2 separate regions of the Mus musculus genome follow, and region 1 is linked to region 2. Evidence: chromatin loops called from intact Hi-C (ENCODE). Cell type or tissue: heart. All regions are shown on one strand. Links, peaks and the distances in the headings refer to the core of each region. The heading gives the core; the rest is flanking DNA.

Evidence for each region. Peaks named below come from ENCODE experiments on the same cell type or tissue, not always from the same donor. Only the 100,000 strongest peaks of a DNase experiment are listed, where the experiment ranks them.
Region 1: a loop joins it to region 2, with 2.3 times the contacts of the local background. A loop is called at or near these places in 13 of 42 quality-filtered maps.

The regions. Positions count from the first base shown.
Region 1 is chr8:70,226,639-70,242,265 of GRCm38, reverse strand. It overlaps Armc6 (armadillo repeat containing 6), which reads left to right and starts at 7,844. Exons shown (of 8, transcript NM_133972.2): 1 at 7,844-8,156; 2 at 10,860-10,986; 3 at 12,656-12,738. The coding sequence starts at 10,866. Sugp2 (SURP and G patch domain containing 2) reads right to left here and starts at 8,061. Exons shown (of 11, transcript NM_172755.4): 1 at 7,614-8,061; 2 at 5,472-5,598. The coding sequence starts at 5,583. In heart, for the core only: a CTCF peak has its summit at 7,680; a DNase peak (open chromatin) is centred at 7,765; H3K4me3 peaks cover 2,744 bases; H3K27ac peaks cover 1,315 bases.
Region 2 is chr8:70,164,177-70,179,803 of GRCm38, reverse strand. Tmem161a (transmembrane protein 161A) reads right to left here and starts at 7,396. Exons shown (of 12, transcript NM_145597.4): 1 at 7,364-7,396; 2 at 5,398-5,501; 3 at 2,879-2,959; 4 at 2,466-2,563; 5 at 2,196-2,352; 6 at 786-937. The coding sequence starts at 7,366. It overlaps Gm45929 (predicted gene, 45929), which reads right to left. Exons shown (of 9, transcript NM_001310055.1): 2 at 15,500-15,575; 3 at 14,553-14,756; 4 at 14,140-14,274; 5 at 13,629-13,758; 6 at 13,378-13,511; 7 at 13,106-13,190; 8 at 12,898-12,985; 9 at 12,316-12,738. The coding sequence starts at 15,553. The coding sequence ends at 12,519. It overlaps Mef2b (myocyte enhancer factor 2B), which reads right to left. Exons shown (of 9, transcript NM_001045484.2): 2 at 15,500-15,575; 3 at 14,553-14,756; 4 at 14,140-14,274; 5 at 13,629-13,758; 6 at 13,408-13,511; 7 at 13,106-13,190; 8 at 12,898-12,985; 9 at 12,316-12,738. The coding sequence starts at 15,553. The coding sequence ends at 12,519. In heart, for the core only: no CTCF peak of the experiment used is centred there; DNase peaks (open chromatin) are centred at 5,553 and 7,413; H3K4me3 peaks cover 2,758 bases; H3K27ac peaks cover 3,252 bases; H3K27me3 peaks cover 901 bases.

The DNA.
Region 1 (15,627 bases), core at 4,099-12,098, 62 kb before region 2:
TCCCTGAGGCAAGCTGGCCAGCCACAGTGGCCAAAATTGGTGACTCCAGGTTCAGGAAGAGCCACAGTTTCAATAAATAAAGTGGAAAATGACTGGGGAAGATACCTGCACACACAGAGCACCCAGGTGTACACAGACAACGTGTGCACACACCCCGCCCCCCCACACCAATAAGAAAATGTCTATGGTGCCACCTCCAGCTCTCCACTAGCCAATCTGCACTGACCCACTGAGACCTGCAGTCATATATTCAACCAAGCCAGAGTAAAAATACATGGGAAACTTGTACCTGCATCAGTGTGGCCTTTCCCAGCATTCTCCCTATACAACAGCAGAAAGCACTGCCACCCACAGTTCCTGGTTATATTTGAGAGGATTCAAAACACATGGAAGAGGAGCACCTCTGTGCTGTGCAGATACCGCCATGCCATTGCATATTAAGGGGAAGCATCTTCTAAGCTTGCACTATATAGGGGCTAGAAATCCATGTGTGGGGCAGTGGATGGGGCCACCAGACAGAAGGACTTGTAAGGTAGTAGCAAAGTTCAGAACCCTGATAAAGCTCATAACTGAGAATGGCAGGAGTTCAAACTAGCTCCTGATCAGATTCCTGTCCTGGAACCACAATAAGTGGAGCATGACAAATGGTCACATAGTGTAGTGCCGTCTAGAGTTCTCCATGTTAATGAGGTATCCAGGGGCCTCCAAGTGTAGCCAATGAACATCCCTTCCCAGGCATCCTCATCTACCATGAATCTCCCCCCCCTACACACACAGCAGGGGCTTATCACAGGCCTTCAGGGCCTTATTCCCAACTTGTCACGGTTTCCAGCGATGCCTGGGTAAACAGGAAGATGGGAGCCCTGTTCTCAACTCTGAGTTTCCCAGCAGCATCTGTGTACACAGGAGGTTGAGAACCACACCCATGTCCTATGGGCAATTAGGAGTGATCACACTTATGAAGACATGTCTGTAAGCACCAGGCTTGAGCTTACCTGCTACCCGCTGTGGCCATTAGCCAAGACAGGACAATGGGTGACTCTTGAGGCACACATTAGCATCAGACACAGGCTCCCAAACTCATCACCAGCCCCCACCCCAACGTCACTCCACCCACACTTTAGAGAAGGGTCTATGAAGCCTGGATCTTCCACTGTGCCTGGCCCACTTCAGAGTTTTCATTTCTTTTTTTTTTTTTTGTTTTTTTCGAGACAGGGTTTCTCTGTGTAGCCCTGGCTGTCCTGGAACTCACTCTGTAGACCAGGCTGGCCTCGAACTCAGAAATCTGCCTGCCTCTGCCTCCCAAGTGATGAGGTTAAAGGCGTGCGCCACTTCTGTCTCAGAAGTTTTATAAGGCTGCTGCTCTTATTGCCTCCTGGAGGACTTCCTATCCCACACTGCCACTGGGAGGCAGCAGCAGCCTAACCCTAACCCACACCCAGGACAGCTGAGCAGGCAAAGGCCTGACCCCTGACCCCAAAGTGGTAGAAAGGCCTGCCTGGCATTAACCCTCATCTCTCTGGGGTTGAAATAGAGCCAGAGGCAAGTAGAAGTCACACTAAGTAAGGCTATGTCGGAGAGTCAAGTGTCATTCAGGGATGGGGGGGGTGGTTACACAGACGTCATTGTAGTTCCATCTGGACACAAAAAGAAACGCTGCAAGAAGCTGCCCCCAAAAGCTATCCATGGTGACAGCAGGGCCCAGGCATCTTTCTCGCAGTTGGATTTTAAAACAAAACCTACAATAAAGTAAAAAAAGAAAAAAAAAATCTGACAAAAAGGTACTGGTTACAAACACCTGGAAGGCCATCATTCAGGAGCTGAGGGGAGATAGGACTGAGCTTCAAGGCTAGCCTGAACAAGCAAGAAGACCTGTATCTCATCTTAGGACCCATATTAAATATGTATCAGCATTAAGTCTATAACCCCAGTGGTGGGAAGGCAGGGACAGGAAATCTCAGGGTCCACTGGCTAGCCCATCTAGCCACATCAGTAAGCACCTAGTATCTCAAAAGTCAAGGTGGGTTACTCTTACACATTACTAAGTCCAGCCACAGCACAAGGTACAACCTTGGCTGTCTCTGGAACCTAGCCTCTGTGCTCTCAGAAAATACTTCCCAGGAGATATCACCTCATTGATGCTGGCCTCTTCTTAATCATCACTAATTTCTTAGCTCCAGCTTTAGCTTGTACTTGTGGCTGGACTTAGTAATGTGTAAGAGTTACCCAGGTGGTAGTGGTTTTGAAGGCATGAAGGGGTCATGAAGAACAGCTGGGGCTTGGCACTGTGAGAAAACATGGAAGGCCATTGGTGAAGGTGCAGCCTCAGTTGCAATTGATGGCCCAGGACTGAAGGGGTCATGCAATAGAGTTGAGGCTTCACACCATAAAGAGAGCCTATGAGAGGTTATTGGTGAAGCCTAGTTGCAGCAACAGACAGCAGAGTTTTGGAGATGCCAGTACCATGAAATGACCACCAAGAACAGCAGCAACAGTGGAGTACAGGCAGCTGGAGCCTAGAAGACAAGGTGTGTGCTACAAAGGGCAGAGCTGGAGAAGTGACCCAAGCCCTTGGAGGAATCCAGAAGATCGTGAGTGGATCCCAGACATTGAACAGTTGGAGTCTGATTTTCCTTTTGATTGTGACTATGCCCTGATATTTTTCCCTGTTGAAGGAAGAAAGTATTTTAGTGGAGCCCACAGTTAAGAGACTTTTCATTGTAAAAAGACTTTGAATTTTAAAAGACATTGGATATTTTAAAGGGATTGAAATTTTAAGAATTTGCAAAGACTGTGGGACTTTTAAAGTTATTTAGATCTTGGAGATGAATAAGAAAGTGAGGGTTGAGGCTTAATAGCGATGAGTTTGTGTGTCAACTTGACAAGGGGTCAAATGTACTGGCTGGTTTGGTCAACTTGACACAAGCTATCACAGAGAAAGGAGCTTCAGGTGCCAAGTAGGAAATGCTGCCATGAGATCCAGCTGTAAGGCATTTTCTCAGTTAGTGATCAAATGAGGAGAAGGACCATTGTGGGTGGGACCATCTCTGGGCTGGTTGTCTTGGGTTTTACAAGAAAGCAAGCTGAGCAAGTCAGGGGAAGCAAGCCAGTAAAGAACATCCCTCCATGGCCTCTGCATCAGCTCTTGCTTCCTGACCTGCATGAGTTCCAGTCCTGACTTCCTTTGGTCAGCAATATGGAAAGTGTAATCTGAATAAACCCTTTCCTCTCTAACTTTCTTCTTGGTCATGATATTTGTGCAGGAATAGAAACCCTGACTAAGATACCCCCTTCCCCCTCCCAATAAAAAGACAAGAAAATGAACAGGTACTATGTATTAGAGTAATTGAAGAAAACACAAAAACCCACACTCATGGGCAAATACAAGTTCCCTTCTTTAGCAAGCACAGAAGTGTACACAGTAGGCACTGCCGTTACCAAGGGAAAGAGGTGGCTCAGTGGCAGAGCCCTTGTCTAGTACATATCTGGTCCTGAGTTCACTCTGAGCTCAGAAAAGAACACCCTCCACCCCCATGTATATGCATACACTGGTGGAAGGTGGGTACCAAGCAGGGTGATCCAATGGGCAGGAATACAGTGGGAAATGCTATTCTAAGACACTCTCATCATGTGTGAAGGGGAGGGGTGGGGGCAGACATAGAGCCCCACCAGCAAGAAACAAACTGAAATCATTTTTGGGCATGACTGTGGTCTTGGTGCAGTCAAGGTGGCAGAGTTAAGAGGCAAGAACAGAGCCAGGCAGTGGTGGCACACGCCTTTAATCCCAGCACTTGAGAAACAGAGGCAGGAGAATCTCTGAGTTTGAAACCAGCCTGGACTACAGAGTGAGTTCTGGGACAGCCAGGGCTACACAGAGAAATCCTGTCTCAGAAGACAAAAACAACTAATCAATCAAACAAAACAAACAAACAAAAAAGAGGCAGGAATCATGGCTGTATCATGCATTTCCTATGCCAGATTTACAGAAAAGAAAAATGTCCAGGATCAAGCAGAAGCCAAAGAAAGGATAACTGATAACATACAGCCTTGTTCCAAAACTAAGCGGCACTCTGTAAGGCCTGCTGTTTCTCTGCCAATCAGTTTTTCTTTTTCTTTCTTTCTGAGGCAGAGTCAAGCTGACCTCAAACTCACAGGGATCATGCTGCCTCATGCTGATACTATGTATCAGAACACAAGCCTTCACTAGTCTTCCTGAGGAAATTAAGATGTGATGTGTGGGGAGATAGCACAGTGGTTAAGAATGCTTGCTGTGCAAGCGAGTTAAAATTCCTACCACCCACAAAAGGGCCAGCCATGTCTGAACAAGCTGCAGCTACAGCACTAGAGTGAGGGTCACTGGCCAGCCAGTCTAGCTGAAATAAACAGGGAGCTTCAGCTTCAGTGAGTAACCTTGTGTCCCCCCCCCTTCCCCACCCCAGAACAACAAAAACTAGTAAATTAGTCAGGCTTTTAATCCCAGCACTTGAGAAGCAGGAGGATTTCATTGAGTTCAAGGTTAACCTGGTCTACATAGCAAGCTCCATGACAGGTAGGACTATATATAGCAGTGTTTTTGAACCTGTGGGTCAGGACCTCTTTCAGAAGAGTCCCCGAAGACCCATCAGAAAACAGACGTGATGTATGGCACTAGAGTATTATGGCATGTTCAATCTTTTGATATTGCAATGTTAGGTTGTAATCTATAAAGTTTACACTGGAAAACTAATCAAGCTTAAAAAAAGAAAAAACCTTTTAAACAACAAATCTTATGTTTTCAGTAAGTTTATATATAGTTTTGTATAGGGCTACTCCATAGCAATCCACAAGTCGTGGTTTAGATATGCCTGAAAGAACTAAGATTGCAGTTCAGCCAGTTTGCTGGAGGCTGAGGAGTGTCTTAAAAGGGGATAGCTAGCTAGCCAGGCATGGTGGCACATGCCTTTAATCCCAGTACTTGGGAGGTAGAGGGAGAAGGATCTCTGTGAGTTTGAGGCCAGCCTGATCTACAAAGCAAGTCCAGTCTAGGTCAGTCAGCTCTGGTTACATTGAGAAACCCTGTCTTGAAAAAAAAAAGGGGGGGGGCGGGGAAGGACAGCCGTTTAGATGGCTCAGTGAGTAAAGGCACTTGCCACAAGCCTGACTGATAACTAGGTTCAATCCCTGGAACCTCTACTTCCAGGTGCATGTACACACACATACACACAAAGGAACCCTTCTGTAGAGGCTGGGGTATAGTCAGTGGCAGAGTATGTGCACAAGTAAGGCCATGCTCAAATTCTTTAGTGAGGAGGATGTCTGGCTGATATACTCTACTCAATGACAACAGTACCTTCCGCATAGCTGGCAAGTGGGCCACAAGAAAATGTGATCTCTTCTTGACAAATCCAGCAAGGATCCCAGCAGCTCAGCTTGCACCCAAAGCATGACAGTCCACAGAGCTCCTCCTGCACAGGCCAAACATCTTAACTTACCTTGAGCTTTAAGATGGAGAGCTTCACCAACAGCTTCGGAATCCCCATACCGTTTAGATTTCTCCTGTAATACACTGTCCAAAGATTCCTGCGCCATCCGCCTTGCTGCCATGGTTTTTTTTTTCTCCTATAGTAAGAGAAGTCACATTAATCAAGACAGCTTGCCTCAGGTCAAAAATCACCACCCAAAACAGGGTAACAGAACTGGAAGAATGACCCTAGAAAAAAAGTATTTAGGAAAGGTGTGGCCACTCAGACTCACAGTTTAGAGAAGGGTTTCCCAGAGCTCTTCACCTCTGAGAATTCTCTGGAAGAGCGAGTGACACTCTCACAAGAGGATAATAAGCTAGCAACTGTATACTCTGAGTTAGTCTCAGTACAAGATCTCTTTTGCTTCTTTCAGCAACACACCCAGGAGCTGAGTCCCTATAGCACAGAAAGAGCTGGGTGTGGTACTGCAGGCAGAGATTCCAACTGAGGCAATGGGATTTCCTGTTCCAGGGCAACCAAGACAATACAATGAGAACCTATATAAAGGGCTGAGGGACAGGAGAGGTGGCTCAGTGTTTAAAGAGTGTTTGCTGCTCTCGCAGAGAGCCTCAGTTCAGAACCCAGCATCCACACTGAGCAACCAACAAGTAAAATCTTAAAAGGGGAATAGAGGCTGAGCTGGTTTCAGTAAGGGGCCTAACAAGATGGCCTGAGTTCAAAACTGGCCAAGTTCTGACTTCCACCCATGTGCTGTGGCAAACATGTGCCCAAAAGTACCCAAAACTAAGCAGGAAAAAAAGCTGGGCATGAGGACATATGTGCCTGTAATCTCTGATGAAGACAAGGAAGAAAGATCACTGGAGCTTGGTGATCAGCCAGACTAGCCAATCAGTAACCAGACATCAATTTCTGGCCTACACACACACACACACACACACACACACACACACACTCACTCTTTCTCCTCCCTCTCTCACAAACACACACATACACACACAGAGGTATCTGGTGGTACAAGCATGTAATCTCAGCTATTTAAGAGGCTGAGCAACAGGTTTGCAGGTTTAAAACCTGTGTGAGCTACCTAGTTTATTCCAGACCAGCCTAGGCTACATAGCAAGACCCAGTTTTGTGTGTGCATGAGGGTTTTGTTTTGTTGTTGTTTGGATTTTTTGCAACTACAACAGAGTAGCCCACTTTGGCATGAGCACTAAACCTCTGATCCTCCTGCTTTTGCCTTCCAAGAACTAGGATTGCCAGTGTGCACTGCCAGGTTCTGCAGACCCAATCTTTTTAGTTTTATTTACTTTTTTTTTTTTTTTTTTTTTGGTAGCATGGTTGAGTAGGAGAGATTCCAAATGATCTCCTTACACACCTCTGGTTGGCCTCAAACTTTGTGTGTGCACACACACACATACATACACACTAAGGTTGGCATTGAAAGGAAAATCCACCCTGTCTCTGCCTCCTGGGAACTGGGATTATAGGGGTGAGCCATCATAATCAGTTTGAGACCCTGCCTTAAAAAAAAAAAAAAAAAAAAAGAAAAAGAAAAAGAAAGAAAGAAAAAAGGAATGAAAGAAAAAAATGTTCACACACGGGAGAAAAGCAGACTTGAAGAAGTGAACCACTAGGTCAGGCATCCTAATGTTGAGCCTGACCAACAGGGCATTCATTGTGAGGGCACTTTCTGAATGTTAAAAAAAAATAAGGCAGCATACATATCAGTGACAGCCTTCCTTATGACACTTCCAACTTCAAGAGGTAAACCTCCCTTCTGGTCATTTCTATAACCATCACCCCGTTTCCCCACACCCTGGGAAAGCGATAGGACGCCCCTTGTTCTCTGTCATTTAAGAGCAGGGACTCCTCCGGGTCAGCTGATCCTGAAATTTAATCAAGGTACCTAATCTGTCTGCACCTCCGTTTCCCCGTCTATGGTACTGGCAGACTCGGAGGCTGCAGTGGTTCCCGGCAGCTGGAGGCCCGAAGCCCGCTCGCCGTTACGCCCAACTCGCCCGGCCGACTGAGGGCTCAAGCGTAATGAATGGACCCGCCAGACAGGCTGGAGGAGCGCGCTCGCCCTAGAGACACCCAGAGTCCTTCCCACCCCGGGCCAGCCCTCCCAGGTCTCCAGGGCCCGGGCCTCACCCGGAGCCTGCCGCGTGCGGTGCCGCCCCCGCCGCTGCCGCCGCCGCCTCGGGCCCCTTATCCACCGCCTGGCGAGGCGGGGAGATGCAAATGAGCCAACGGTTTCCGCAGCGCCGCGTCGCGCAGGCGCAAGCCTCTGCCTTGCCTTGGTGCGCAGGCGCTGGCTGCCACCGCCTAGGTCCTCATGCGCAAGCGTCGAGGGCAGCCATCTTCGCTCTTTCGCGCAGGCGCGCTGCTCACTTCTCAGGGCCGAGTCTACCTAGGTGAAAACTATCTCTTTTGAGGGGAAGCGACACCTAGGAGTAGCATTGAGAGTACTGCAAGAGTCTCAGGCCCACGCGTATTCTGTGGCTCCCTTCGCTTTACCTGTGCTCGCGGTCGCCCTCGTTGCCCCGGAAAGGAGCCTCTCGGCTGAAGGAGGGACGCCGAGGCGAGGCGGCGCCTCTGCGCTTGCGCTTATATGGTGGCTCGAAGGAGCCAAAGGCAAAGTCTCGGGTGACAGCTGCGAGCCCCACCCTTTCCCCACGTGGCTGCGTAGACCCGGTGAGGAGCACCGGCCGCCTGTGCTTGTGGCTGGCGCAGTGGGGAGTGGGCGCCGCGGGGTCGGGGTGGTGGTGTTTGCACGACTCTCGCGGACTTGGTTTGGGGGAAGGAGAGAATCGTCCCAGAGATACTTGGGAAGCAAATGCTTCGCCTTTCTTGTGCAGGTTCTTTCATTCATTTTATTCATTCGCGCTGCGCCTGTGTGCACCTGAGCACCTGCTACAGGGTCGGCCGCATTCTAGGCAGTGGAGCCAGGAGTACAAGAGGTTCAAGACAGTGTGACTCTGGTTCAGGGGACGCTGGTGTTGCTGTTCATGTAGTAGTGATGGAGCGGGCGTGGTTGCTGCACCTGTCATGACTGCTTTAGGGAGACAGAAGGATTGATGAGTTCTAGACCGGCTTTGGCTATGTAGCCAGCCCATATTTCAGAATAAAAACAGCCAAAAGAAAGAACAGGCGTTGTGGTGCACTCAAGAAGCAGAGGCAGAAGGATTGCTGCGAGTTTGATACCAGTCTGGGCTACAAGACCAGACACTGCCTCAAAAACAACTGATGAGCCAGGGGGTTGTTTGGAGACTGGAAATCAGGAGTTCAAGGTCAGTCAGGTCTACATGAATCCCTAACATAAAAAACAAAAACGGGATTATTTCATGTGACAGTAAGGCTGCTTGACCTAGACAGGTTTTGTTTACTTGAGGGGCAAGACGGGGGAGGGGGTCAGGAGGGTCTCACTGTGTAGATCAGGCTGGCCAGAAACTCACAGAGGTCTACCATTTCTGCCTCCGTTGTTCTGGTATCAGTGTTTCTTGTTTTGTTGTTGTTTTTCAAGCCAGGATTTCTCCGTGTCGTCCTGGCTGTCCAGGAACTTGCACTGTAGACTGTGCTGGCCTCCAGTTCAGAGGTTAGCCTGCCTCTGCTTCATTTGTGCTTTAATAACTATTATTATTAATAAATTATTTGTTATCAATATTATTTAACATCATCATGACTATTGTGTGTTTACATGTATGCACAAGTTGTGAACTACCAGATGTGAGTGCTGAAACTGAACTCAAGTTGTGATGATGGAGCGGCACACCTTCACCTGCTGACTGAACACTTTTTTCCCAGCACCTCAGCTTTTACACTCGTTCCTTCCACACAGGGTCTCACTCTGTAGCCTAGGCTGGCTTGGGGCTGGAGATCACAGGCTTGTACCATAAAGCCCTAACCAGAGTGTGGCTTTTACAAATTTGATCTTTATACATTGATGTGTCATTTATACTGTGTCCTTCATGTAAGATCAGAGGACTTGTGGGAGTCAATTTTCTCCTATGGCTTTGTGAGCTTCAGGGTTGGAATTTTTGTTTTTGTTGTCTGGACAATCTCTTGTACCCTTGAATTCCCCATCCTTCTGCCCCAAGCCTTCTGCTGCTGAGATGACAGTTGCATGCCACCACACCCGATTCGTGATTCTAGACTGTTGTAAAGAAGAGCATCAGAAAACTTTGATAATGTTGGCTATGGACTGTGCAGTAGAAAATAGTGCTCAGCTCAGTGAGATGGCTCAGCAGCTAAGGTGCTTGCTGCCAAGCTCGAGGACCTGAGTTCAACCCCCAGGATCTCCATGTTGAAGAGAGCTGCAGACTGTTCTTTGCCTGTGACACAGCAAATGCAAGCCAACACTTGCAAGTGGATAAAATGCAATTTAAATAAAGTTAAATAAAATAGTGTTGTAGAACAATCAGGCTTGGTAGGGAACATGCTACCATGAGTGAGACCCTGGGCACCAACCCCCACTGCCAAGTAACACTGACATCTGTTGTATTTTGTTTATGCCTTGATATTTAATCGAATACCACCTGTTTCCCTCATCTTGGTGGATTGCTTACTGAGACCAGGGTTCACATAGCCTGGATTTTTTTTGTTTGTTTGTTTGCCTTTGTCTTGTTTGTTTTGGGTTAGGGTCTCACTGTGTAGCTTTGTCTGGATTAGAACTGAATGTGGATGAGGCTGGTCTTGAACTCCCAGATATCCACCTGCCTCTCTGCTCCCCAATGCTGGGATGGCAGGCCTAAGCTCTTGTGCAGATAGATCAGGTATAGTAGATGGGAAGAGCAGTCTCATAGTTATTTGGGGCCTGGTAGACAGTGCCCTAAGTGCCCATTTCTTCTTTCTTTTTTTTTATTTAAGTTTTATTCATATTATAATTGTGGGCATGCAAATGCACCAGCCTGCATACACAAGTAAGAAGACAACTTTCAGGAGTCCAGGCTCTACCGTGTTTGTTCTTAAGACTAAACTTAGGTCCTGAGGCTTGGTAGCAAGGCTTTACCCACAGAGCTATCCAGTTGGCCTTTTTCTTTTATCTCTTCAACTTTTTTTTTTTTTTTAGATTTATTTATTACATGTAAGTACACTGTAGCTGTCTTCAGACACACCAGAAGAGGGCGTCAGATGTCGTTACAGATGGTTGTGAGCCACCATGTGGTTGCTGGGATTTGAACTCTGGACCTTCGGAAGAGCAGTCGGGTGCTCTTACCCGCTGAGCCATCTCACCAGCCCCATCAACTTTTTGAGATAGTGTCTCATTATGTAGTCCAGACTGGTCTCCTCCTGGCCAGGAGCCTTGTGTCTCTGCCCTCCCTTGGGCTGGGATTACTAAGGTAGAAGACTCCCAGTTGCCTGCTGTCCCCTAACCAAATGTTCCTTTCCACTCAACAGGCAGTGATGGCTTCCAAGCGCATCACCCAGGAAACCTTTGATGCTGCAGTGCGGGAGAACATTGAGGAGTTTGAGATGGGCACTGAGGAGGCCATTCGAGAGGCTGTGGAGCAGTTTGAATCACAAGGTAGGGCAGTGACTTCAGTACTGGCTCTTAGAGGCCACAGCCCTCAGCCTAACACAGTAGTGACGTGCTGTTGACCTCGCCCCTGCTGCCTGTCTCCATCTTGTCACCAGCATCCCATTTCACCTCAAAATAAAAAAGGCATGGCAGTCCTCAGCCACAACGCCACATGGCATATGCCGTGTCCAGGAGTCAGTCATGAAAGTCATGGAGGACCGTGGGTGGTAGGGCTGCTGAGAGGTGGTGGTGGCAATGGCAGGGTTTGGAGACCTTGAGCCACTTGGCAGGAGCAGAGGCTCAGGATGAGTGAGCACACGTGCAGCAGGCCCTTAGAGACAAGGCGCTCAGCATCGGCAAGCCCATTCCCGTCTATGCCTCACTCTGAATGTGGGCCCAGTGAAGCCAGCCAGAAGGGAAGAAAGACAAGGCCCTGCCTCTAGGACACACAAATAAATGCGTGCCCTAGAGGACAATCAGGTAACACTGGGAACGTGACTGGAGAGGTAACTCACTTGCTAAAATACTTGCTGAGTTTGCCTTGAGTTTGATCCAAAACCCACGTAAAAAGCAAGCCATAAAGAGGTGTATTTGAGTTTTTGGGGGTGTGCATGTCTTTTTTGTGGTTTTTCAAGACAGGGTTTCTCTGTGTGGCTCTGGCTATTCTGGAATTTTCTCTGTAGACCAGGTAGGCCTGGAACTCCTAGAGATCCACTTGCCTCTGCCTACTGAGTGCTGGGCTCAAAGCTGTGCTCCCCTACCATCAGGCATCTTAGGATGTCTGTTGCTGTGGTGATCATCACGAGCAGGAAGCAGCTGGGAAGGACAGGGTTTATCCGGCTTACACGTCCACGCTGCAGTCCGTCACTGAGAGAAGTCAGGACAGGAGCTCAAGCCTATGATTCCCAACTCTTCTTTATCTTTGTTACTGGGTTTTGTTTATTTATTTGTTTCAAGACTGGATCATATAGCCTAGGCTAACCTCTTAGCTCATTATGTAGCTAACTAGTATCAGATATGCTGGTCTTTCTGCCTCTGTTTCCTACTGTGGGGAAATAAGTGCTCATCAACACTGCCTGCTGAGCCAGGACTTGGGAAGCTGAGGTAGGAGGGTTACTGTGAATTTTAGGTCATTCTGGGCTTCATAACAAGACTACCTGAAAAAACACCTTAACCACACTCTCGTTACCCCAGAATTTGGGAGATGTAAGAAGGTAGAGCTCTATAAGTTTGAGGTAGCCTGGGCTACATAGTGAGTTCAAGGCCAGCGTGGGCTACATTGATTCTGTCTCAAAAACAAAACAAAATAAAACAAAAAACAAAACAAAATTCTCCTAAGTCACACATACACACGCATGCATGCATGCATGAAATACTTATCACAGAGAGGATGTCTTTGAGGCCTCAGGAGGCAGGATCTAAAAGGGACCGGTAGGGCTGTGAGTTCCAAGAGAAAGGCTCCATGGGGTCCCCTTCCCATCTTTCTGCAGGTAAGAGCTGCAACTTCACTATTCAGAGACAGCATCTGTGGCATGGCCTTGCTTGTAGCTTGTGGCTGGGTAATACTGGGAAGAACCCTGGAAGGAAGGCCCCCAGCAGGGACCTCCTGCCTGGGGGACTTGAGGAAGGATAGTTGTCACTTGACTCCAGCACTGTCCCATCTTCCTCTCTGCAGGGGTTGATCTGAGCAACATTGTGAAGACAATACCGAAAGTATCACTGGATGGCCTTCAGGAGCCCACACATAGTGTCCTTCAGGTAGGAGCCTCCGTCTCCACCACCTTGGTGGAACAGACTGCAGGGGTGGGTGTCTCTTCCCTGTGTTCCATATGGCAGAAGTCAGTATCTGAATGTTAGTGGTCTGTCCAGCTTGTGACCAGTGGAAGTCTACAGCCATGTGTTCCAAATTCATGTGAGGGCAGCACAGCCTCTGCGGGACAGCTGAGCCACTTGGAGGATGTTTGAGACATACAAGTACCTACATGATTTCACTGCCCAAGTCACGGGCACATGCACATCAAGGGTCTCTGGCCCAGCTTTATGTGGGTTCTGGGGATCTAAACAGGTCTGTACTTACACAGCAAGTGCTCACGGCCCCCACCCAGCCCCCTCCCAGACTTGACTTTTATAGAAACAATGACACATGCTTTGAATATGTGCCCTACCCCCACCCTTTCAGGAGGTTTGTTGAGTCCAAGCTAGTCAGGGCCACATAATATAATCCTATTTCAACAATAGCAAAATTCTAACTGGGGGGGGGCGCACATGCTGAGGTGCACATATGGAGGTCAGAGTGTTACATCCTTCCCCTTTGTAGGTCTTGGGGATTGAACCGAGGTCATTAGCCCTGTGTAGGAAGCACTGTACCCCTGAGCCACCTCCCTGGCCCCCTGGCTTAATTTTTTTTTCTTTTTTTAAAGATTTCTTTATTTTATGTATGAGTACAATATAGCTGTCTTCAGACACACCAGAAGAGGGCATTGGATTCTATTACAGATGGTTGTGAGCCACCTTGTGGTTGCTGGGAATTGAACTCAGGACCTCTGGAAGAGCAGTCAGTGCTTTTAACCATCTGAGCCATCTCTTCAGTCTGCCCCTTGGTTTCTTTAATGTTCCATTCTACTCTTGCATGCTCTGCCAGGTTTCTGAGGCTGGTTTGGGCAGGGCTGGCCAACAAATGTCTTTGCCTGTTCTGGTAGCTGAATTTGAACCAACACCCCACTCCCTACCCCCTACCTCCCATCCCCCCACCCCCGGCCAGGCTGCTGGTTTCTACTGAACCTCCCTTTATCAGACTGGTTGTAACGCTGGACTTAACTTTGGTTCACATTAGGGTATATCCTAAAGTCATGCCACCTAGACTGGCTGGCTCTTGTTTTAGTATTATTTAGTATAATTCCCTCTGATAGTTTGGAGTTGCATCTGGGAAGCCTGTGTGTAATGGGGCTTCCCTGTGCAGGTAATATCTGTGGAGTGGAAGAGAGGGAGCTGTCCAAATGGGCGAGTCTGAGCAAGAGGTCTTCTTCCTCCAGAAGCAGTCTGATCAGTTACACTGTACAACAGCCCCGCAGCAGCCATTGAAGTGTTTCTAATGCTCTCCAGCTGGGCTCAGCAGGGCAGTTTGTCTGCTGCTCTTTGTCTGTTTGCCTGGGGCTTCTTCTTGCAGTTAGAGTTAGACTCCAGCATGCCTTTACTCACTTGTGCAGTTGCTTAGCAGAGCCACGGAGATGGCCGGCACTTCTCTACATGTCATCATAAGTGCCACATGAAAGAGCTCACTTTCTGATTTTTTGATACAGCAAATACTAAAAGTTGACAGAAGTAAGGTTGCCTTTTCTCACTTCACTTGAGTGTAAACCCAGCTCTGTAGTGAGTGGCCTTACAGTCAAGGCTTCTGAAACTACAGGTGTGTGCCAGTGATTGAGCACATGTCTATCATGCAGGGCCTGGCTTCAGCCTCAGTTCTACTGAAAAAAGAAAGAGTGGGGCTGATGAGAGGGCTCAGCAGGAAAGGGAGTTTGCCACCAAGTCTATGATCTGAGTTTTATCACCAGGACTCATGTGGTCGAAGGAGAGACTTATGCCCATGAGTTGTCCTTTGCTGTCTTTATGCATGCCGTGGTGTGTGTGTGTGTGTGTGTGTGTGTGTGTGTGTGTGTGTGTGTGTGTGTGAGAGAGAGAGAGAGAGAGACAGAGACAGAGAGACAGAGAGACAGAGAGACAGAGACAGACAGACAGACAGATTGAGAGACAGAGTGTCTTAGTTAGGGTTTTACTGCTGTGACCAGACACCATGACTAAGGCAAGTCTTATAAAAAAACATTTATTTGGGGCTGGCTTACATGTTCAGAGGTTTAGTCCATTATCATCAAGATGGGAGCATGGCAGCATCTAGGCAGGCATGGTGCAGGCATGTAGCTGAGAGTTCTACATTTTCATCTGAAGGCTGCTAGTGGAAGACTGACTTCTAGGCAACTAGGGTGAGGGTCTTAAGCCCACGCCTACAGTGAGATACCTACTCCAATCAGGCCACACCTATTCCAATAAGGCCACACCTCTAATTGGTGCCATTCCCTGGTCCAAGAATATATAAACCATCACACAGAGACAGAGACAGACAGACTTAAAAAAACGTTTTAATGAAAAGTAAAGGGCTGGTGAGATGGCTCAGTGGGTAAGAGCACCCGACTGCTCTTCCGAAGGTCCGAAGTTCAAATCCCAGCAACCACATGGTGGCTCACAACCATCCAAAATGAGATCTGACTCCCTCTTCTGGAGTGTCTGAAGACAGCTACAGTGTAGTTATATATAATAAAAAAATAAATAAATCTTAAAAAAATGATTTCCACCTTTCTAAAAAAAAAAAAAAGAAAAGTAAAAAAAAAAACTAAGGGCAGAGGATATATGTGACTCAGAGGTTCCTATTTTGCATGGACCTCCAGGTTCAATCCACAGTACTTAAAAATGCAGGGACAGGGCTGGAGAGATGGCTCAGTGGTTAAGAGCACTGACTGTTCTTCTAGAGGTCCTGAGTTCAATTCCTAGCAACCACATGGTGGCTCACAACCATCTGTAATGGGATTTGGTGCCTTTTCCTGGTGTGCAGATGTACATGCAGACAGAACACTCATATACATAAAATAAATA
Region 2 (15,627 bases), core at 4,105-12,104:
TAAACATTTTAAATAAATCTTGAAAAAATACAGGGGTGCTTGAGAGATAGCTCAACGATTAAGAACACTAGTTGCTTTTCCAGAGGTTTTGAGTCCAGTTCCTAGAACCCACCTACACGGTGGCTCACAACCATCTGCAGGATCCAGTGTCCTCGTCTGGTATGCATGAAGATATAGCACTCACATTCATAAAATAACTAAGTCTTTTTTTTTTCAAGATTTATTTATTATATGTAAGTACACTGTAGCTGTCTTCAGGCACACCAGAAGAGGGTGTCAGATCTCATTACAGGTGGTTGTGAGCCACCATGTGTTTGCTGGGATTTGAACTCGGGACCTTCGGAAGAGCAGTCAGTGCTCTTACCAGCTGAGCCATCTCGCGAGCCCAAAAAACTAAATCTTAAAAACAACAAACAAACAAAAACACAGGCTACTGAGAAGGCTCAGAGGTAAGGAGCCCTTGCTGCTCTTTCATGGGGCCCACATTCCCACCCACACTATGGCTCATAAGCCACTGCAACTCCAGTGCCCTCTTCTGGCCTTTATAGATACTGTACAATCCAGGTACACAGACACACATGATGGCAGAACACCATACATATAGAATAAAATCAAATCTTTGAAAACAGTAATAACAGATAAATCTTAGCCCCAGTACTTGGGAGGCAGGAGTATGAGGATCTCTGTGAGTCTGAGACCAGCCAGAGCCACAGAGTGAGTGGGAAAAAAAGAGAAAGAAAAAGAAACAGAAAGTGACCTGGGACTCAACAGAGAAGCATACCTACCCGGCTCCAGGCCCAGCTCCAGGGTCTCCTCCCGCACCACCTGTACCAGCATGGCCAAGAGGAGGAAGAGGAAGGCAAAGGAGAGACATACGGAGCGCTCACCGCCCTCCTTGGTACTGAAGTACAGCCGGGTCACCATGAGGAACACCTTCCTAGGGATGAGGTTAAGAAAGCCAAGGACAGGCTGGGCCCTCTTCAGACCCCCTCTCCAGGGCACAGACAACCCTGCACGAACTGGCCTTGAGTGCCTGCAGTTTAAACCTGGGATGTGGATCTGGGGGTACTAGTGTTTGGTTGGAGGTGGCCTAATGACCTCTGGCCAATCAGAAATCACTATGGCAGCAGCACTTAGGGAAGGAGGGGCAGTGAAAAGCCCAAGTAGATGTGACATTTGAAAGCTATGGAAAAGTTGGGAGACAGGTTTTCTTTCCCCCTTAGGGGACAGTGCTTGAGGTAGAACCCCAACCTCTTGTGTGTAAATCCAGGGGCCTCCTCCTGCATGCTCAGGCACACCACCATTTCTCAGCCAAGTTCACTTGCACAGAGCTCTGTGTGTGGCTTTACTATTTAAGAGCCAAAGACACACAGTGCCTCCATCAGTTAACCTCAAAACTCTACTAAGATGCAGTCCCTGGTTAAGGTTCAACTATGAGATGTTTCCCCAGACTAATACTCAGAACACTTGGCGGCCAGATGATCCCCTAAAGGGTCTGTGCTTTCTCAGATTAGGGTCCCCACCATACCTGGGCCTCTGCTTTCCAAACGCCAAGCTAGCCTTGTGACATGCTTTTTGATGCAATGTATATACCAGAAGGTTTGGGCAAAAAGATGTGGTGGTGTGCAACTCTAACCCCAGCAGGCAGAGGCAGGAGGATGTCTGAGTTTAGGGTCAGCCTGGTCTACAGAGTGAGTTCCAGGACAGCGACACAGAGAAAGCCTGTCTTGAAAAAACAAACCGCCGGGCAGTGGTGGTGCACGCCTTTAATCCCAGCACTCGGGAGGCAGAGGCAGGCGGATTTCTGAGTTCGAGGCCAGCCTGGTCTACAGAGTGAGTTCCAGGACAGCCAGGACTGCAGAGAGAAACCCTCTCTCGAAAACTCAAAAAAAGAAAAAACAAACCAAAAAAAAAAAAAAAAAAAAAAAAAAAGATGAACCAAATCCCAGGAAACTGTTCCTGGTTTTCCAGTACAAGAAAACCAGACTGTGTGTACAGTAGCAGTGTAGTGATGAGCACCTGTCACCGAGAGCTGGAGGGTGAGCCAGGAGTTCAAAATCAGGATGGCCTGCATCCTCTGACTCTGGGACAGGTTTATGGCACAGTGGGTGATCCCATAGACAGCAAGTTAGAGGGACAGGGAAGCTGGAGCCTGAGTCCCACTCACCCACATGCTAAGTGCCAGAGAAGGATACAGAGAGAAGGCCAGAGTGAGCAGGCACCAGAACACAGCGATGTTGGTCTCCTGGACTGGGCCCAGCACAAAATAGTAGGCCTCTGTGAAGAGGTACACACCAACGGAGTACACTGCGAAGTCGACGAACCACTGGTATTCCAGAAAGAAGCGCAGGACTGCAGGGACAGGAGCCTCAGCACCTACTCCAGGCTCTTTCCACTCAGAGTTCCCCCTGGGCAGAATGACCCCAGCAGCTGGGGAGGGGACTGGGGACTGGGCTGGGTGTTACCTAGGGCATCCACAGCAGTGAGGGGACAGGTCTGCAGCTGGAAATGGGCATCTCGAGGCACTGACAATGGCTTCTCGTCATGAAGACCATTTGCCCACCTGAGCACACAGGGAAAGTGAGAGCTGAGGTCGACAACCATCTCTGGACCTCCTAGAAAGCTTGGGCGGTGATGGCTTGGGAAAGAGCTTTAGCTACATCAGGTGTGAGGGCAAACTAGACACAGGGCCGGCCCCAAGCAAATGGCCAGGAGTACAACAAGATGCCAACTGCTGCCACCATGCCCAGCAGTGCTGTGAGGGCGAGGGTAGGCCGTGTTCCCCAGCCAGGAGCCCTTGGGCAAGATAAGGCCTTTCCCTGGACAGGAGGGCATAGCCCTGCCGGGGCCCCATGGAGTCAAAGTGGGGACCACTTACCGCTCCTTCCTGACCCGGGGCCTCAGTTTCCCTGACAGCGCCCGAAGTTCCTCCTCTGACGGGTGTATGTACCGGAACAGACTGGGGGTTGAGTGGGGCAGAGGTCAGGAAAGATTGGCCTAGGGGTATGATGCAAAGAACCTGAATCTGGTTTTGAAAATAGATCACTGGACATTGGCAGAGTTAGGGCAGGGGGCAGAGCTGGAGGGGAGGGGGCAGGGCCAGCGCTGGGGGGTTAGAGCTGAGGTGGGAGCAGCCCTATAGAAAGATGAGCCAGGGTACATGGGTGTACCCAGAGCTAGCATAATTCTGGGAACATGGGATGAAGGGAACTGATCAAGCCACAGGGACCTCGAGAATCAAGGACAACCTATGGTCTGACTCTCTGGTGCCCCAGCCATTTTTCTGAAGAGAAACCACTCAACAGTATTCTCAGAAGGGGCCAGACACCAAAACAGGAAAAATAGGAGAAAGCTGGATTACAAAAGGCCAGGAGGAGGGGAGTTGGGGGTGAGCTCTGTTGTCAAGACAGATCCAAGGTGTACTTTAAAGACACCAAAGGATGGGGCTGGAGAGATGGCTGAGGTCCTGAGTTTAATTCCCAGCAGCCACATGGTAGCTCACATCTGATGCCCTCTTCTGGTGTGTCAGAGACAGATAGCTACAGTGTATTCATATAAATTAAAAACAAAAAACAAAAAAGAACCAAGACATCAGGCATAGTTGTTGGCATTTCTTCTAGGCTCTGCCCAACAGCCAACAGCCAGGTATAGGCATGTGTGTGTGTGTGTGTGTGTGTGTGTGTGTGTGTGTGTGTGTGTGTGTGTGTCTCCCCCACTCCCTCTCTGTCCCCCTCCCCACATTCTCCTCTTCCCTTCTTTCTCTCTTCTCTCTTTTTCCTTCTCTGTCCCATTCTTTCTCTGCCTCCAATCCCTTCTTACGCCTTTCCCGTGCCTCATTTTATACTAACTGGTGGTATAGCTGGTACCTCATGGGCCCGCTAAGGCACCCTCTCCTGCACACCAGGCCGCCACATTACAAAACATCAATAGTGGGGCATACTTTAGATACCTGCTCTCAGAAGGCCGAGGCAGATGGATGGAGCTCTGTGAATTCAGGCGAGCCTGGTTTACAAAGTGAGTTCCAAGACCGTGCCTAAAAACCTGTGGCCGGAGTTCGATGTCTGAGGCCTACTGTACTGGCTAGTTTGGTGCCATCTCTGGGCTGGTAGTCTTGGGTTCTATAAGAGAGCAGGCTGAGCAAGCCAGGGGAAGCAAGCCAGTAAGGAACATCCCTCCGTGGCCTCTGCATCAGCTCCTGCTTCCTGACCTGCTTGAGTTCCAGTCCTGACTTCCTTGGTGATGAACAGCAATGTGGAAGTGTAAGCTGAATAAACCCTTTCCTCCCCAACTGCTTCTTAGTCATGATGTTTGTGCAGGAATAGAAACCCTGACTAAGGGCTGGTGAGATGGCTCAGTGGGTAAGAGCACTGACTGCTCTTCCGAAGGTCCGGAGTTCAAATCCCAGCAACCACATGGTGGCTCACAACCATCCATAATGAGATCTGACTCCCTCTTCTGGAGTGTCTGAAGACAGCTACAGTGTACTTACATATAATAAATAAATAAATCTTTAAAACAAACAAACAAACAAACAAACTTCTTTAAAAAAAAAAAGAAAGAAAGAAAGAAACCCTGACTAAGACAACCTACTAAAGGTGGAAAGTGAAAACTAACCTTACAACCTGACTCCACACAAGTGCCAGACAGGCACCTAAACATTACACACACAACAGGAAGAATAAATCAAAGTTTAAAAAGTGTAGATGGGACGGGCGGTGGCGGCACACACCTTTAATCCCAGTACTTGGGAGACAGAGACAGGCGGATTTCTGAGTTCGAGGCCAGCCTGGTCTACAGAGTGAGTTCCAGGACAGCCAGGGCTACACAGAGAAACCCTATCTTGGGGGAAAAAAAAAGTGTAGACGGCTAGAGAGATGGCTCAGTGTTGGTTAAAAGTGCTTGCTGTTCTTGCAAATGACCCCACCCCCAACCCACCATGCTGGGCAGCCCACAACCATCCATAACTGGCAACTTTCACTTAGGAAAGGCACAAACCACACACAGATACACATGTGACAATGTGACATACACAGTTGAAAAGAAATGTTTTGAAATGCGGATGGGAGGCTGAGGCAGAGGGACTGCCACACTTTCACAAGCAGCTGGAACTACAGTATGAGACTCTGTCTAAAAACCACAAAACCGGGGCTGAAGCAATGGCTCAGGGGTTAAGAGCACCTCCAGGTGACCTGGGCTGGGTTCTCCATCCCCGCATCAGGCAGCTCATAACTACTGTAACGCCAGCCCCAGTGTATGAGTGCACAACCCCACTCGTGGAGACAACCCCTACACATAATGGAGGAGGAGGAGGAGGAGAAGGAGGAGATTTTTAAAAGGAACAAACAGCATGCACCATGGGACCACTGCAGCAGGACAGGCAGCAGAACATTCCCTTACCTGCCATTGCAGAGCAGCCAGCGTGCGAAGGAACAGTGTGGCGCTAGCCTGTGCATGAGGGTGGCGGTGAACAGAGTCACCACCAGCTGCACTCCAAGGACCGCCTAAAGGGGCAGCTCTAGTCAGAAAATCTCAAGTGCTCTGACGTAACACAGGTTATTTATAGAGCAGGTGGGTGGGTGGAGAGGGCCAGCCTTGGGCTCTGGTGGTATCTCTCAGAAGTCAGTGGGTATGAGCCAGAGTCTGTCTTCAGCGCCCTAGGCATCCCCAGCAGCTCACCTGGTCCTGACCCCTGCTTCCACCAGCAGAGCCCTGAACCCCTTTCCTGAATACTTCTGTTTGCTTTGTGAGCTCTGGATGTGCCTATGTGGGTAGATCAGGCTGGCCTCCGACCTACAGAAATCTACCTGCCTCTGGTTCACCAATGTTGGGATTAAAGGCCAGAGTCAGCACACCCAACTATTTGTCTAAAGGATGTTTCTTGCCAGGCAGGGTGTGTAATCTTGGGTTTAATCCTCACATTTGGGAAACAGGTGCAAACAGATGGCCAAGTTCGAGGCCAGCCTAGTCTATAGAATGAGTTCTAGGACAGCCAGGGCTACACAAAGAAACAATATCTGAAAAAAAAAACAAACAAAATAAAACAAAACAAAACAAACAAACAAACAAACAAACACAAGACAGAAAGAAAGAAGAAAGAAACCAAGGAAAGAAGGGAAGGCCAGAGATAGGTTGATTTCCTATAGCCCAGGCTGGTCTGGATCTCAGAACACAGCTGAAGGTGACCCTGAACTGCTGGTCCTCCTGTCCCCACTTCCTGAGTGCTAGGGTGATAGCGTGTACCCACACCCAGTTTGTGCAGTGCAGGGGTGGAGCCCCGTCCATGCTAGGTAAGCACTCTACCAAATGATAGACGCCAGCTCTCCATCCCAGGAAGAGTTCAGAGCACAGCTCCACAAATCTTTCAGAAGGAAGCTAAGTCAGGCTCCCGCCGACACAGCACTCATTTCTGTAATTATCTAATTATATACACTGTGTGCCACTAGAGCTGCCTGCCTGCATTCTGCTTTCATACCCAATTAACATGAAATACAGATCAATATAAAAATCTGTCAGCCAGGTGTACTGGTGTACAATTTTGCTTGGATTTTTTTGAGACAGGGTTTCTCTGTGTAGCCCTGGCTGTCCTAGAACTCACTCTGTAGACCAGGCGGGCTTCGAACTCACAGAGATTCACCTGCCTCTGCCTCCCAAGTGCTAAGATTAAAGGCATTTGCCATCACTGCCCATCAACACCAACAAGTAAGACCCTTTGTAAATAATTTTTAATGGGTAAATAGAAAAAAATAAAAGGACTGGGACGCTAGAGAGATAGCTCAGGGCTTAAGAGTACTGATTGCTCTTCCAGAGGTCACAGGTTCAATTCCCAGCATCCATTTGGCAGCTCACAGCCCTTTCTAACTCCACTCTCAGGGAATCCTACATGTCTTCTCTGGCCTCTAAGAACAGCACACACACACACACACACACACACACACACACACACACACACACACACACACACACACACACACACACGGTAGACAGACATACATACAAAACATTCATACTTAAATAAATAAAATAATGAAAAATAAAAAAAGATTTTAAAAGACAAACAGAAAGCCGTGAATAGTGGCACAAGTTTGACATCTCAGCACTCCAGAGCCAGGAGAATCAGAAGTCCGAGGTCCCCATAGGCTACGAATAAGTTCTAGTACAACTTGGGCTACATGGGACCCTGTCAGAAAGCAAAGATAGCTGCAATCCCAGCTCCCTCACTCCAGTCCAGAGCCCTAGCTTCACCTCCCAACGCGTCCAGCACCACTGACTACACGACACTTCCAAATAGCCCGCGCGGTTTGGGGAACCCTCTCAGCTCAGTTAGGCCGTTCTCCACCCCGGGGATCCCAGAGGGCCTGCTCACCATGTCCGCTCCCTGGGCGCACAGCGGTACGAGGCTGGAGGCGGGGAAGCGCTGAGGTATCTTGGCCAATTAGAGACAGAATGCTGTTGACGAGCATCCTGGGAAGTCAGTCATCGGGCTAAGAATGGGATGGGTGTGCGCAATGCATGCTGGGAACTGTAGTTTTAGCTGGAGCATGAGGTCGTTTCGTCTGCTGGCTTTTCCTTCTTTTTTCTTTTCTTTCTCTTTTTGCCCTTGCCGTGTGTGTGGTGTGTGTCGTGTGTGTGCCGTGTGTGTGTGTGTGCGTGTGCGTGTGACAGAGTACCTATGTAACTTCTGCTGGTCTGTCCTGAAATTCACTCTGTAGACCACGCTGGCCTCAAAGTACTGGGGATTAAAGAAAGCCTGTGCCACCACTACCCGGTTGGTTTTATTTTCTAGTATGTATCTGTATCTTGTGGGGTTTTTTGTATTTTGCACGTAGCTGCAGTCCTTGGAGTCCAGAGGAGAAGGCCAGATCCTTTGACCCTAAAGATACATGTGGTTGTTTATTGGTTGAGAAGAGGGCTTAGACTGAACTTGGGTTCCCTACAAAAGCAATACTTGCTCCTAGTCAACTAACCAACTTTCTAGCTTTCTAGTTTTGTTTTTACTTGGACGTGGGGGGGGGGGGGGGAGGAGTTCTTACTTTGTGTGTGGGAGGACATTGGATACCTTGCTAGAGTCAATTCTCTCGCTATCATGTGGACCCCAGGGGATCAAACTCAGACTTCACAGAAAAAGCCTCAACCGGCTGAACAGGCTTGCTAACCCTGTTTGGTTTTAGTAGGGTCTGAACTTCTCTATGTAGACAAGGATGACCTTGAGGTTCTGATCCTGCTGTAAAATGCTCAAGTAACAGATGTGTCTCACCATGCCCGGTCAGTGTTCTCACTCACCACGGATGGAGCTCACCATGCAAACGTAAGACCTGTGTTGTATGAGCGACCTCCCCAGCTCACTACACCATCACCCCAGTTCAGACAGTAGCCTGGATGTCTGTGTGTGTGCACGTCACTCTCTGAGCCACACCCTCCTCACTAGACAGCCCGGCATAGTGGATCGCATAGCTGTCCTCTCTCTTAGAGAGCTAAGACAGGAGCATGTTTTAAGACTAATGACAGCCTAGGCTGTGTAGCCAGACTGAAGCCACTAGTGCTTCATATTTTAAGACTGTCTCAAAAACAAAACAAAAAACAGGAAAAAAAAATAAAAACCAGGGCCGAACGTGGTGGCGCATGCTTTTAATCCCAGCACTCGGGAGGCAGAGGCAGGTGGATTTCTGAGTTCGAGGCCAGCCTGATCTACAAAGTGAGTTCCAGGACAGCCAGAGCTAACAGATAAACCCTGTCTAGAAATAAAATAAAGTAAAAACCAGGAAGGAACACTTGTTAGGTTGATGAGATGTTTCTTTGGGCAAAGGAGTTTTTTTACCACAATGAGGGCCTGAGTTCCAACCCTAGCACCCACATGGTAGAAGGGAGAATCATGCCTGCGAGTTGACCTCTGACCTCCACTCCACTCATGCATTATACACTTGCTTCCATCGACATGATAGTAGTTAATGTTTAAAAAGAGGGTGCTGACTGGCCTTAGTGGTTCACATCTCTAACTCCTGTACTAGCCAGACACAGAAAGCCATTTTTGATAGTTTGGAGCTAGCCTGATCTTCCTAATGATTCAAACATAAATTCCAAAAGGCTCAAACAACAATGGGGAGATTTGGGCTCATGGAATAGAAAATGCTAGAGTTAGACCCACAGGGTAGGGTGGTGGGGCTTACATGGAATCCAGCTAGGTCAGGAGGGCTGTGAACCTGAGAGCACCCTGAGCTGGCAGGCCTCCTTTTGTTTTTGTTTTTGTTTTCTAAACCAAAGCATCATGTACAACAACCTCAGCCTCAGATACAGCTTGAGCAAGAACTGTCATCTTAGGACCCTACAGTCTTCCCCAAGCGGCTTTGAGAGAGGGAGGGAGGGGCAGCTCTTATCTTGGTTAAGTCCTGGACAGGCCTGGGTGTCTGGCTGTCTTGTGGGCACATTCTCCTAGGATGCTGTCCATACATTGACTGTGCTGCCTCTGTGATGATCTCACCACTGGTTATTAATCTGTGCAGATGTCCATGTGAGGTAATTCACAGTGACCTTGACCCTCTGGACTCAAAATGTCCTGTTGACAGAAGATGGGTATCCCTGCGTCCCAGTGCTGGGAGTTACAAACTTGCTACACCATGCCTGGTGGTTTTTCAAACTCCTGTCTAGATTTGAGGTGCAGCTGCTTTGGTCTTTGAGCCATCTTGGTCTCGTTCATGGTCTGGTGTAGTCCTGTGTGCTGGAGTTTTATGTCAACTTGACACAGCTAAAGTAGTCTGAGAGAAGGGAATGCCAATTGAGAAATGCCTCTGGGAGACTGAGCTGTGAGCAAGCACATAGGGCATTTTTAAAACTAGGGGTAGATGTAGGAGAACCCAGCCTAAGTCAGGCAGTGCCATCCCTGGGCTGGTGGTCCTGGGTTCTAAACCGGGGTAATGGCCCACGTCTTTAATCCCAGCATTCTGGATGCAGAGGCAGGCGGTTCTCTGTGTGTTTGAGGACAGCCTGGTCTAAAGATTGAGTTTCAGGCACCCAGGGCTATTACACAGAGAAAGTCTGCCTTGGAAATACAAAAAGAAAATGGAAAAGAAGAAGAAAACTGGCTGAGCCAGCCACTCCCTCACAGCCTCTACATCAGCTCCAGCCTCTAGGTTCCTGGCCTGGTCTCTAGTGTGGCGTCGTTTTCAGACAGGGTAAGAATTTAATGTAGACCAGGCTGCTCTCTAACTCAGAAATCTGCCACCTTCGTCTGCAGAGTGCTGAAGTTAAAGACATAGGACACCACTCCCCACCTCCCAGGCCTGTTTGGTTTTCAGAAACTTCCTCATGCCCTACTGGCTCAATGTCTGGGCTGTGGAAGCCCTGAGGATCATTCTAGAACCCTGAGGCCTCTTCTGGGTCCCGCTGGGCCTCACAACCTGGCTTCAGTCTTGAGTGCTCACAGATTCTGTTTCTTAGTGTTGGAGTGGCCTAAGGCCATAGTCAATCCCCTGCCCCAACCCCAGTGGTGTCTGAGGCACTCGTCGGGGGAGGGCAGAGCCAGGAACAGCCGGGCAAAAGATGGCTACTGAGTTTCAAAGGCCCTTTAAGTGCCACCCAAGCACCCAAGCAACCTTGCTCCCTCCTGCTCCAGGATGTGGTGTCATAATGGAGACCAGGAGGACTGGGTGGAAAGAGAGGGCTGAGCCTAGAAACCTATTTTTTTAAATCTTGTTTTTACATGGACTTACGCCAGTGGTTCTCAACCTTCCTAATGCTAAGAAGCCCCTTTAATACAGTTCCTTATGGTGTGGTAAGCCCCCAACCATAAGATTATTTCCATTGCTACTTTTAACTGTAATTTTGCTATTGTTATGAATTGCAAAGTAAATATCTGTGTTTTCCAATGATCTTCGGTGGCCCACGGGTTGAGAAATGCTGACTGGGGAAAGGTGTGGTGTTGCCACAAGTGGACAACACATGGGGTCCGTTTTCTCCTTCTGCCATGTGCATTTCCTCCTGGGGCTGAACTCAGAGCTGGCAAGTGCTTTTCCCACAAGTGCAGCCATCTTGCCCTAGAGGACCCCACCCCCTCTAAAACTAAAAGGCATTCTTGTACAATCATCATTTCGGTTCGCATGAATGCGAGCTTCCCGGTATACTTGCCTGCACCCTGGCAGAAGCTGTGGGAGGACATCAGGTGTCCTCTTTGAGACAGGGACTCTGCCTGAACCAGACACAGAACTTTCTAGGCTAGAGTAGCAGCCAGCAAACCTTCAGCAGAGCTAGTTCTAATTAGCAGTGTCTGTGGAACCCTGGGCTTGTGACCAGGACACTCGGGACTGGACCCTAGTCACATGATGACATAACCAACATTGCACCCTCTGAGCCATCTCTGCAGCCCAGGACACACTTGGAGGAGGAAGGGTGCAGCCCCAAAGCTCTTGCTCCACCCTTTCATTGTTTTTACATATATTATGTCTGTCTCCTTGTAGAACCGTGCCAACACAGCCTCAGAGGACACAGAAAGGGAGTGGGTGTCTTATTCCCCTCAGATATGATCTGTCTTTAAGCTGGAGCTGGGCTACTAAGCCCCAGCCATCCTTTCCCCACTTTACTCTGGCATCTAGACCACATCTGGCTTTTTATATGAATGCTAGAGATTCGAACTCAGATCTTAACGCTTGCATAGCAAGCTCTCTTACCATCGACCTTTCCCCCTTCCTCTCCCCATTTATATATTTATCCGTTCATTTGCATCTGTAGGGGGAGCACCTACACGTAGGGAGGTCAATGGACAACTTGAAGGCAGTTGGTTCTTTCCTTCCACCAACAGAACTTCCAACAATAAAACTCAGGTCCACAAGATTGGCAGCAAGGGCCTTTACCACATGAGCCATTTTGGAGCATCCCCTCTTTACTTTTTGTTTTCTATTTTTTGAGACAGGGTTTCTCTGTATAGCCCTGGCTGTCCTGGAACTCACTCTGTAGACCAGGCTGACCTCGAACTCAGAAATCCACCTGCCTCTGCCTCCCAAGTGCTGGGATTAAAGGCGTGTGCCACCACCGCCCGGCTCCTGTTTACCTTTTAAAAAGTGTTCTCAGTCCCAGGCTGTCCTGGTCACCACAGGCAACCACTTTACTCCTACTCTCACTGCCATGGTGACATGGCTGTGGTCTCATCCGAGAGTCACACTTCCAGGAGCAGTTCAGACCTCCTGGCTCATCCTTGGTGGCGATGCAATGCCTGTGGCTCCTTCTTAGGTCACCCCACCTTCTACCTGGCCTTCCTCTTGGAACCCGTTTCTGTGGTATGCACCCCAAAGCCAGTGTAGGCAAAAAGAGATCTTTGAGGAGATTGGGTGTGGCTATTCCAGGCTCGGGAGCTCTGAGCTAGGGGCTGCCCAGTGCCCTCCCGAGTCCTTGGGCTTTATTGATGCAGCGGCCCCCAGGAAGGGACAGGGCCTTAGTGATGCACAGTGGGTGCCCTCGTCCGTCCGTCCTGGTGGTATAGGGAACCTGAGACTTCGGGAACTCTGTGGAGGCTGGAGGAACCTCTTGGAGCGCTACCGTGGCCAGCTGTCAGGGGTCAAGCGGTGCAGGGAGGCCGAGGGCCGCAGTGGCTCTGCAAGGGGCCTGGCAAGGAGCAGCGGGTAGGGGAAGGACCTGGGGAAGTCGCCAGAGGTCCCAGTGACTGGAGACAGTCGCTCAGACTTGATGCTGACCGGAGGTGTCGGAGGGGAGGCCCCTCGGCTGGGGGGACCCTCCTTGCACAGACTGCGGGCACTGCTGGAGAGATGGGGGAAGGGAGGCAGGAAGAGGAGAGACCCACAAGATAGGTAAGAAGGCTTGTAGGCCATGGGGTTCTCTCTAAATCTCACAGCCCCACCCTCAGCCTGGTCTAGACGAGTCTCGCTCCTGGCCGCCAGGGGGCGCCCAACTCACACTGGCCGGGCGGGGTCTACAGCGTCCCTCGTTGGTGGCCAGGGTGAGGGTTGCAGGGGTCCCTGAGCTGCGTCTCCCGGGCTGCAATCTACGGGCAGAGGCTGGGTGAGCGGAGATCCTGTCAGTACTCCAACCCTCCCGCTCCCGGGCTTGGGGTTGGGGCGAGGGACCCACAACGGTCAGGCAAATCAGACAGGGCTGGGTGCACCTGTGGAGCCTGATGGTAAGAAGGCAAAGCTACCCAGAGCGGGGCCTGGGGCACCGGGACTCTGCAGGCCGCTGTACAGGCTTCTCTGCAGGAACAACAGAGGGAAAACTGTAGTTGGTTGTGACCACCTGCCTCTTTCCTTCCTCTCTCCCACTTCCTTCCCTCCTCCTCCTCCTCCTCCTCCTCCTCCTCCTCCTCCTCCTCCTCCTCCTCCTCCTCCTCCTCCTCCTCCTCCTCCTCCTCTATCCTCTTCCAACTCTCTCCCCTCTCACTGAGGTGCCCAATCCCCCTCGGGCACCAACCAGGCCAGGGGGCAGGTCTGGCCTCCGCCCATCAGTCGCCAGGTACAGAGGCGGGGGCGTCTTGCTCGCAAGGTGGCTTGGAGAGAAGATCGGGTGTCCCAGGCCTGGGGGGAGGTGAAGACCCAGGAAAAGAGAGGCTGTCGTGTCACTCATAGAGTTCAGAGCCCGGGTTCCTCGTGCCCTTCTGCCCTCCCCACACGCTAACGCTAACGCTCGCTCACCCGGGGGTCGAAAGTGAGGCGGGCGGCTGTGGACAGACGGGGCCTCCCCCAGCCCGCCAGGATCACAGCCTGGAGTGGCTGGTGGGACCCGGTAGGACAGCTCTGAAACCGACATTGCGGGGGCCACGGGCTGTGGACAGAGAGAGGAGAGAATGAGGCAGAGGGGGCTCTGTGCCTCAGAAGTTTCTGAGGGTCTCCATTAAGGCCTAGACCCAAGGCTGGGGTTGCCAGGTGGGCTCCATCTCAGCTGCATAGCCTTGTTCAGGGCTGAGGTCTCCCTCTGCAGAGCATGGGGTGTCAGAAATTGTGGCAGGAAGACTTGCTTGCTGAACTGTTACTGCCCTTCGAAGCCCGGGTCATAAAGTGCATTCTTCACCCATCCAGGACAAGACTGGCTTCCACGAAGTGGCTCCCCTGTCTGGCCTTTTAGCACTACTCCCGGAGTCTCAAACTCAGACTGTGTATTGGAAGTGTGTTGGGGGTGAGAGGGGGCACAGGGAAGTCCTCTTACATAGATCCGAGGCGGGGGCGAGGCCGAGCCTCTGTCACCCCCCAGTGTCCTCAGCAGCTTCTCTCCAGGACCTTCTGGCCCCTCCTCCATATCCAGCTCGGGCCCATCAAGGCCCACGCCCCTCCTCTTCAGTGTCTGTGGGAACAGCAGATGACAGGGTGGGCCCTCAGACCTTATCCGACTCCTAGAACTTGGTTCTCAGGTACTTGGGAGAGACCTTCTCCAGCCAAACTGCACAGACAGATACAGATGGGCGTGGCCTGCTCCAGAGGGACCCCAGGGACTAAAACCACTGTGAGTTCCCCTGAAGTTCAAGTCCCTTTAGTGTTAGAGGAAAGGATCAAGAACTAACAGGGTGACACAGTGACCAACCGGCCAGGATGTGCCCGGGGACTGCAGGCGGCTTCAGGTACCTGAAGGATATCCGCGTTGGTGCGGCTCTCGTGCGGCTCACTGTACTCGGTGTATTTGAGCAGCACCCGGTCCATGTCGCTGCTCGCATACTGGAAGAGGCGTTGCGCGCTGTTGAAGATGATCAGGGCAATGTCGCAGTCACAAAGCACGCTCAGCTCATAAGCCTTCTTCATCAGTCCGAACTTGCGCTTGGTGAAAGTCACCTACAGCACAGGGGCGGAGACAGGATGGGGGTGGAGGAGGGTTAAAGCAGGGTGTTCCTAAGGCTGGTGAGGTGGCTCAGTGGTTAGCACAGAGACAGGATGGGGGTGGAGGAGGGTTAAAGCAGGGTGTTCCTAAGGCTGGTGAGGTGGCTCAGTGGTTAGCACAGAGACAGGATGGGGGTGGAGGAGGGTTGAAGCAGGGTGTTCCTAAGGCTGGTGAGATGGCTCAGTGGTTAGCACAGAGACAGGAGGGGGTGGAGGAGGGTTAAAGCAGGGTGCGCCTAAGGCTGGTGAGACAGCTCAGTAGTTAAGAGCACCAACTGCTTTCCCCAAGGTCCTGAGTTCAAATCCCAGCAACCACATGGTGGCTCACAACCATCCATAATGAGATCTGATGCCCTCTTCTGGAGTGTCTGAAGACAGCTACAGTGTATACATATAATAAATAAATCTTTTTTAAAGGAGGATGTTCCTAAATGAGTGCAGAGCAAGCTTCTCTCCTTCAGTCTCCATCTGAAGCTAGGAAAGCTCTCTGCGTTTGCAACTCCACCCAAATGTCCAGTTCCCTTCTGAAAGGAAGATTGGGCCCCAGAAACAGAACCCACGCTTTCTGTCACACTCAGACTCCCCAGGATGGCCTCAGGACTCAAGACTTCTCTGCAAGACCATTTGACTTTGGCCTGGATGTGCCCCTGCCCAGAATGCCATTCCCCCTATAATGGTAACGCCACCTGGGAACTCACCTGCCTGTTCCTTTGGTCTAGAATTCGTGAGATCTGGATTTTTTTCCTCCCCATCGTGGGTAGCTGTGCAGAGCGGCTGTTGTGTAAGAGGGCAGAAGGAAGGTGTGAGCAGTACAAGGCAAACAGTA